Linked DNA regions of Homo sapiens: region 1 is linked to region 2. Evidence: read pairs that join two places in POLR2A ChIA-PET (ENCODE). Cell type or tissue: K562. All regions are shown on one strand. Each heading gives the region's core, and the rest is flanking DNA. Links, peaks and the distances in the headings are about the cores only.

What was found. Peaks named below come from ENCODE experiments on the same cell type or tissue, not always from the same donor. Only the 100,000 strongest peaks of a DNase experiment are listed, where the experiment ranks them.
Region 1: POLR2A ChIA-PET joins it to region 2 with 5 read pairs; 2 of 35 experiments call an interaction of 5 or more read pairs at or near these places.

The regions. Positions count from the first base shown.
Region 1 is chr15:74,567,087-74,571,467 of GRCh38, forward strand. The region is part of intron 2 of ARID3B (AT-rich interaction domain 3B); the gene reads left to right. Among named protein-coding and RNA genes, the nearest start is that of ARID3B, 28 kb to the left of the region's middle. In K562, for the core only: no CTCF peak of the experiment used is centred there; no DNase peak of the experiment used is centred there.
Region 2 is chr15:74,418,573-74,422,953 of GRCh38, forward strand. SEMA7A (semaphorin 7A (JohnMiltonHagen blood group)) reads right to left here. Exons shown (of 14, transcript NM_003612.5): 2 at 229-380. Among named protein-coding and RNA genes, the nearest start is that of MIR6881, 9.3 kb to the left of the region's middle. RefSeq lists enhancers at 3,021-3,652, 4,356-4,381. In K562, for the core only: no CTCF peak of the experiment used is centred there; a DNase peak (open chromatin) is centred at 1,902.

The DNA of each region.
Region 1 (4,381 bases), core at 246-4,245, 150 kb after region 2:
AGAAAACATCCACTGCCTCCCCACTGTTCACAGTTCAGAGTTTAAATTTCCTTCTGGTATTCAAGGCATCTCACAGCCCCTTTCAACTTTAACTATTCAGACTTTCTGTCCTTATATCCTCCCTGTCAAAACATGCCTTGTTTATACCCCACTCCATGCTCATTTAGACTGCAAATCTCCCTTCAACCCATTCTTCAAGGCCAGCTTAACCTCCACCTCTAAGCCATCCAGCCTTTTCTTCTACCTCCTGAGTACCTTGGGTTTTCCTATTTGTTGTCTTGCTATTATATGCTATATGTGTTCAGTTTGTTTTTCCAACTTCATGGTAAGACTCCCAGTGGTGGGAACAATTTTTTTTTTTTTTAGTGGTATTCTCAGCAGCTTGCACAATGCTCTACCTGGGGTAGGTTCTCAGGAAATCTGTGTTGAATAAACTTGTCATCAGGTCTTTGCTTCTCAGGACAGAAAGGGCCCCTAGAGACCATCTCATCCACCCTGTCTCATGTTGGATTCCACGCCATGACATGCCATACAGATAGTCATCCAGAGACAGGAAGTTGCCCACCTCCTGGGAAGCTCACTCCATTACCAGGCAGTTCTACTTGTTTTAAAAAGTCCTTCTGTAGACCTGAAATCTTCCTCAGGGTAACTTCTGCCTATCACACTAGTTGTGCCCTCTGGAGCTTTAGAAGAAAGGAGGAAAAAGCCTAGTTTCTCTTCACTCACTACCTTTAGATTTTCAAAGATAGTCTGTTTATTTCCCCTGTGTGCTGTTGAAATGGGTTCCAGGGTTGAGATGCTGGAGAAGCACTATTCTAATTTTGAGTAGCAGTCAGGTCAGACCTTGATTCATTATTTTTGAAGGCCTGTGTGTGCATGTCACAGTGTAAGCTGCCATCTTCCTCTGGTCCATTCAGAGGTGTAGCCCTCTTCTCTTTTTCTCCTCTCCCCTGATCCTCTGTCTTCTGGGGGAAGATGGGCCCATTCTACTGGAATGGTCTATTTTGGAGGGAGGGGTAAAAAGTTAGCAATTCTTATTTCAGTACCGCCAGATAACTCTCCTGGGCAAGCATTGTGTGAGGGCTGCTTTTCGTTTGGCTAAAGTGCCCAGGTGAAGCCATGAGATAAAGCAAAGATAAAAGAGTCTCCCATTGATAGGAGCTGCCCAGTGCCATGACATGGGCATTTCAGGCATCTCTGGACAGAGGATTTTATTCTCACTTCCTTTTCTTCTTTTCTCCCTTCCTGATCTCCTTATCCAGAACACTTCGTGTTATTCTTTCAAACTACAAGTCAGTATGGTGTAACAGCGAGAGCCAGACAGACCTAGGTTTACATCCTGGCACTGTCACTAAGAAGCTCTGAGACCCTGAGCAGGTTATTTGAGCTCTTTGAGCCATTGTTTTCCCATTTCTAAAATAACCACTTCTACATTATAGAATTAAGTGAGAAAATGCTTGTAAGGCTCCTGGTACAATCCTTAGTATGCAGAAGGCACACAAACACTAGCTTCCTGCTACCTTTTCTCTTTCCCCCAACCTTCTTTTCCTGGGGAAAATTAGCTGAATGTAGGTATAGTAGCCAAAGCTAGTCTTGGGTGTGTATTTGGGAGCAAACTATCAGTTTCCTGTGAGCTCCTGGAGAGATCAAAGATGTTAAAAGACAGTTCTCAAGTAGGAGAGGCTGAGAAGGCTGTAAATGGCAGTAAGTGGCCACTCTGGCTACTGTTGACTTCCCACACACGTTTCTGGGCTATATAATACTGCTGCCTGCTGCTGATGGTGTAACAAAGCCTGTTCCCTGGGCAGGTTAAACTTGCATGCAGCAACCCTTCAACTGAAATGCTTTCCTCATCAACCTCTTTTGATCCCTAAAATGTTGAGCTGTCTCTTTTTGGGTTTGTTTTCCCCACCCTCCATCTGCCTCTGCTGTTCCCTGCTTTCTTCCACCATTACAGTCTCAGTCAGCCACAGTCAGCATCCGAGAAAAAATTATTTCTGGGCTGATAATTTTCTAGTAGTCACACCCATACTCTATTGATAGGCCAAGAAACCTGCTGCACACAAACTTGAATTGCATAAGTGAGCCATGTTTTACAGCAGTTGATCAGAGTTAAGAACCAAGAAAATAACTGGTTAAGCCTGTAACCCACCCAATGAAAGGGGGAGGGGAAGACGGAGGAGCTGTGGGGTTGGAGGTCCCACAGGGGAGCCCATCTCTGTCTTTTAGCAGATATATCGGTGCTCCCTCTTCATTATTATTATTATTATTATTATTTTTGGTAGAGATGGAGTCTCCCTGACCAACCTGGCCAACATGGCAAAACCCCATCTCTACCAAAAATACAAAAATTAGCCGGGCGTACTGGCATGTACCTGTAGTCCCAGCTACTCAGGAGGCTGACGCAGGAGAATCGCCTGAACCTAAGAGGCAGAGGTCGCAGTGACCTGAGATCATGCCACTGCACTCCAGCCTACAAGAAAGAGACAGTCTTCCTATATTGCTCAGGTTGGTCTTAAAGTGCTGGAATTACAGGCAAGAGCCACCATGCCCAGCTGGTCAGTGCTTTCTATGTGCTCAGGGCTGGAGATACCCAGACGAGTAACTGAACACAGGTGGTAGAGCCCAGAGGAGAAAGGTGTTGAATCTGCCTGGTGGGCAGAGGCAGGAGGCTCTGCTAGACTGCGAAAGGCAGGCAGGGCTCAGGAATTACTCTCACCTCAGCCAGAAGATCCTGTGAAGTGGGACCAAAGTTTAACTGCCTTAAGACAAAGAATGGAATGCACGTTGGACATTTTTACATCAGCCCCAGCTGAATTGACCATCCTTGCCTTGGAGCTGGACGAAAGAAAATACCTCCTCTCTGGGCAACTATTTTCCCCACATTTTCTTTAAATAGAGTAACTGACAGTTCCTATCTGTGGAATGGGTCCAACAGTGGGATTACTCAAAGAGTTCGGTGTCTCATTTCTTTCCTGCTCTGGCAAGTCTTCCTGACCTCTGTGGTCACCAAGCTGGAGGCATTTTAAGCTAAGTGGGTCACACTTAGTGGGCTCTGTGCAAGGCCTCACCATCTGACTGTCAGATTCTCTTGCAGGTTGGACAAAGCTGGAGAAGCCAAGAGGACCCTACCAGCCCCAGCCCCCATCCTGCCAAGGCATTCTCCATGTGTGGAGCCGAGCGCTCACACTTGGGTGTTTATTTTCACACATAGTCACATAGTGGTCACACTAGCGTGCTTGTTTTCACACTGCTGTCCTTCTGTGGAAAGCCCTGTCTGACTTTTTAGGTTGTGGATTCCACCCTTTCCACCCAACTGAGTGTTAAATAGTTTTTGAGTGAGCATTCAGAGTGCTTGGAAGTTACTATAATTAGCAAAAAAAAAAAAAAAAAAAAAAAAAAAAAAAAAAAGTGTTTTCATCTCTCTTGGTGACTGATAGAGAAAGAGTCCTTCTGTGAATGAGATCAGCTTCAGAGCTCTCGCCAGAGAATTGGGAATTGAGCTGCCGCAGTAAACAGCTGACATAACAGAAGCGGCAATGATCCCCCATTAAATGTCTTTCAACTGATAGGGGCTCCTGGGATAATTGACTTTCCAGCAGGAATTACTGGCTCAAACAAAATCACTGGGCATTAGGGCAACCTACTGCATCCTTTGAAAGGGGGAATGTAACTCTGTCTGGTTTTGCTGACCTGACAGGCATAATTCATCTTGATTATTCATTGTGCTAGTTGCCACCAGATGACACCAGATTTCTGGTGACTGTAATTACAATGTGGGATGAGCTTTAACTTTTTTTTCTTTTTAAACAATGTTCCTCCCACTTGGCTATTGGCTCCCCTGTGCTGAAGGTGCTGTAGGAAGGGATCCAACAATGTCTGCCTTGAGAGATGATGAGTGCATGGTCAGATAGCATTTACCAAGCACTTCCATACACACATCTTTTACTAGATAAGCAGGGAAACAATTTGATGTAGTCTGTTTCATTTTAACTGACAGAGTGTCACTTCTTAGTTATACTTATGTCACTGTGTGCCAGATTGCTGCTATCGGAAAGTGGGTCTTCATCTCAGAGCCCACTGTGAATAGGGGAAGCAAAGTTGGCCCCAAAATATAACTGCATAATGCCTTCTGCTTTCAGACAAGCTTTATTAAAGGGGCAGGTGGAAGAGAGTGGAATTCAACCAAGCTTTTATTTCGTTGACATGGTTTTAGAAGAAGATTCCTGAGTAGTCCAAAGAATGTTCTCCCAAGAAACCACTGCTCCCCAGCCCCACATGTCCTTTCCTCACCACATACACACCCCAGCCAGCTGGGTGGCATGGTACGCATGCACCTGTGGTCCTGTGGGAGAAATGAATATGACAGGTTCAGTGTGTC
Region 2 (4,381 bases), core at 267-4,266:
CCCAGCTGGCCAGGCCCATTAGCTCCTGTTTTTCTCCACACCGCCCCAGCTCCCCACTCCAATCTGGACTACCTTTAGGGAGCCTCCCCCAGGAGCCATTTATAGGATACGGAGGTGGGGGCAGTTTAGGAAGAGAAGCCAGCTCCCTCGGATTCCCTGAGGACCCTTGGCAGGGCCAGAGGGGAGATAAGAGGGTAGGGGGGGTGTTGGGGGAAGAGAGAGGCTCACCGTGCGCACAGATGCGTTCTTGCCCTCGGGGAAGTCAAAGAGGTAGACCTTGCCACGTCCTCCCACCCACACAGAGGAGCTGCCTGGCTCGTGGAAAAGCACCGTGTGCGGCTCAGTCTGGCCAAAGTCCACCCGGTCCTGCCCTACATGGCCTGAGGAGGAGACAATTAGTAGAAACATTGAAGCCAGGTCCCGAGAGAGAAGACTCTGGGTCCCCTCCACATGGCACACTGGAACCAGTGCTTGGTGCTCAGGGTCCTGGCAGGGCGTCAGACAAGCTCTGGGCTGGGGTGGTACCCAGACTCAGAGAGTCAAGGACAGGAGAAGTAAGAGATCCTCCGGTGGGCTCCAGCAACCAGCTGTCCTCACCCACAGCACGGCCCCTCCCCTAGTGTGGCAGCCTCTCCTTCCTTCACAGTATGTGTGATCTCAGAGTGGGGAAGGATTTAGGGACCTCTTGGGGGAACAGACCCCCTCCTCTGGCACACACTTTTGAGGGCTGGGCTAAGGCAGGAGGACCAGGGCTCCTTGGCCATGCTCTGGGAGGTTCTCTGCTGCCCTAAGCCAAAGCAAGCAGCGCCCCCCAACCCCGGGCCTTTCAGCAGGCAGCAGGGCCTTCAAGCACCCCCCTTGGAGTCCAGGTTCCCAGGAATCACAATGCTCAGAACCCCTTCTCCTCCTTCAGGAATCCCTCTCCAACCTCTCCTGGCCCATCCCCAGCCCCTTAGTGAGCACTAGACTAGAGGAGGAAAGGAATCTCAACATCTACTCCGTCCCATTTCACAGATGGGAAAACAGAGGCCAAGGGAGGGGCAGCCCAAGGGCACACGGAAGCAGGTCAGTAGCAGACCCTGAACCAGAGCCTGCACTCCTGCCTACCAAGCTGGACTCTATTCCATGGCCCACTCTGGCCTGGTTTCACCCATGAGGATGCTAGCTCTCCGGGGGGTGAAGATCGGCTCTTCCTCCCCAGCAACTCTGGGACAGGGGAACCTTCACAGAGCACAGCCTGGGACTTTCAGCAGAAGGGCTGACCGGGAAAATTTTCCCCAAAAAAGAAACTGACTGCAGCCACTGCCTCTGGGGAGGTGTCTCATCTCCAGTGACACTGCTGAGGTTGTCCTGGTTGCAGGAGTAAATTATAGGGATGGGATGGCCTGTGGTTGTGCCCCCAGCAATCAGCCACACCCAGCATCTTCCCACCTCTGACCAGCCTGGGCCTCACCTAGGAACTGGGTCTGACCACTGTTTTTTCAGCTGCAGGAAACTCTGGGGCAGCCAGCTTGGCAGTGACACCCAAGCTCCAGCTCTGACCAAAAAGAACTACCATTTCCTCAACTCTGCCCCCGATCCCTCTTATTCCCATTGGAGCCATCCCTATTGATTCTGCATTTAACAGGGGCAAGGAGCAGCTGGACCACACACTGTGCCACCACACCTTCATTCTTTAAGAAACATCCCTTCATGGCCAGGTCACCCCCGGAAGTGAGCATTCTTCACCTCTTCTGTGGCCTGGCGCACTGTGCAGAGAAGAATGCTGAGGTACCCTGGGAGACATGCCAAGGTCACACCAGCAGGCAGGACACATTAGCTTGTCCCAGGCTGCAGTATCAGTTCTCAGCAGCATGGCAGGCTACAGAGAGAAGTGCTGAGCTCACTGTCCTTGGGTGGTGTGGCTCTCCTGGTGCACATCACAAACAGCCCAACTGAACAGCTCCGGGGATATCAGCCCTCCCTGGCCCCCAAGCCTCCCTCCCTGTAGGCCCGAGATGTGCAGAGCAAGGGCTGAGAGGTACTGGCACTTCGGTGGGAGGGAGGGAGAGCTGGCAGGTCTTGGGTGCTGCCCTGCTCCCCCTCCCTTCCTGGGATAAAATTAGAGTGCTGGGGTCACAGACACAGTCTTCCTGACTCAGCTCCCGTAACTCCCCTTCCACCCGCAGCCCAAACTGCAGCCACCATCCTCTGTGGCCCAGCCAGAGATCCAGACAGTCTGCCGCCCCAACTCCCCTCCTGCTCCCCTCCCATCCACCGATAGCCAGACTGGCAGCCAGGAAAAGGTGCGTGTCTGCATCTAGAGATGCTGGGCTAGGACCTGAGATCCATAGTCCCTGGGAGTCAAAGCAGAAAAGTTCTAGCCGTCAGACTGTGCTAGCCACCTTCATCAGTCACCTTAGCCCCACTCCTGCACCAAGGCCACAGGCCCAGGTCTCCGAGGGGGCCGGCAAGGCCAATGTACAACTACTCAAGGGAAAAGAGGCACCAGACAGGACTCTGGGTGGGGGCACCCTGGTCTAGGAATTGCAGGGCTGTTGAAGAGAAGAGGAAAACAGTCCTGCCCTGGGGAGTCGAGCCTGATGGCAGAGACATGACTGGGTCCTGGAGAGCAAGGTCTGAGGGGGAGGTCTGGCCCTACCCTGGGAATACATCTGAGGGGTCAGACAGCCACACCACAGAAAACTTCCACAGCTCTCCAGCAAAACTGTCTTAGCATGGACCCCAGGGCTGCCCACAAAGTATCTGCTGAAGACATGAAGGGAGGGTGAGGGCTGCTGGCCCCTGGGTAGGAGCTGCAGCACTAGGGCCCGGACAATCCCATGCGGATCTGCAAGCCTGAGCCCAGTTCCCTTCAAACCCTAGCCACAATGGCTAGGGTGGAGGAAGCAGGGACTGTTCGTCCCATTTTGCAGGAAAACGAACAGGAGCCCAGGACCACGGCCTCCCATGACCCCCAGGTTCCTGGCCCTCCCACCTCTGTTCTTGGTGATGCGTATGGACTAGAGGGAATGACACCAGCTCAGCCCCAGGACAAGGCCTTGGCCCATTCTCCACCCCAGCCCCAGCCTGGGCTCCCGCACCGCCTGAGGCCCTCAAAAGGCCTGATTGTGCCCGGGAAGTGTCGAGCAGCAGCAGCTCGATGAATACATGAAAGGAAGCTTTGTTCAGGTTGGCAGGAGCGGGGGCTGGGGGCTAAGGGGCAGGAGGGCTGCCTGGAAGTGAAGGCAGCACCAAGCCATCAGGGCCAGGCCTCGAGTCTCTGCCCAGGCAGGGGCTGAGCAAGGCCAGGGGCTACCCCTAAAAAGGCCAGGCCAAGGGAGTATGTATCATATCCCTGAACATTTTCTTTGTGATGCTTTATGAACCCAAACGGAGAGGTGAGGTAGATAAAAGCTGGATGGGCCCTGAACAGGCCGGGAGGGAAAGCCAGGCAGAGGACGCAACCTGAGCAAAGGTGGGGAAGGTGGCTGTATGGAGGACAGAGGCCATGCGCTGCAGCCTGGCAGAGTCCTAATGAGAAGAATCGGGAAGGTGAGCTGAGGCCCACGTGTGATGGGGGAGGGAAGATGCAGCCTGTCCAAGGACACACTGACCCACTGCCCACCACTCTCCCCTGCTGCCTGAACCTACGAGCAGGGCCAGGAGTGGAAAATGCCTCCCCATCCTCTGGCGTCCCCCACCTCCTGGCTCCCCCTGCTTCCCATCCTGCTTGTCTAAAAGGAGCACCGTCTGGCACCGTGTCCCCCCCTCACTCCCCAGCCTGACGCATTAGTGGCTAAGTGGTAGCTAAAAGCTCCCAGAATAACCAGGGGCTCAGGTAGGGGAGGGGGCTAGGGACATATGGGGAGGGCATAGCCCAGAGGCAGGCCAGGAACAAGACAACCCACCTCCCGCCCCATGTGATTCCGAGCCAATCCTCACTCGTGCTGGACCAAGAAAGCACATTCAGGCTGCCCCGTACCCAGCCGGACTCCATAGTTCCCCTGAGTACCATTTCTCATGGTGGCAGGGCCAGCAAGGCCCAGCTCCGGCCAGATAGGAGGGCTGCAAGGATGGCTGGGTTGTAGGAGATAACCTCCACCAGACACAGCCGCAGGGCCGGGTGCTCACAGGGCTCTGATCCCATTGGAAAGAATGGGGCCTGACTCCTTAGGGACCCTACCCTCGATCACCACCCCAGCAGCTGACCGACTGTGGCAAGTCTGGGCCTCTGGCATGCATTTCCTAACTCAGGCCTGCCTGGTGGAGCACGTTTCCTCTTCTCATTCACTCTGGTGCTGTCACCGTCTGGCCCGCTGTCCCCATACTCTTGTTGTTTGTGAAAGAGGAGTGCAGCTCCAGGGGAGGGCAGAGTGGGAGGTGTTGTTGTCCATGAAGG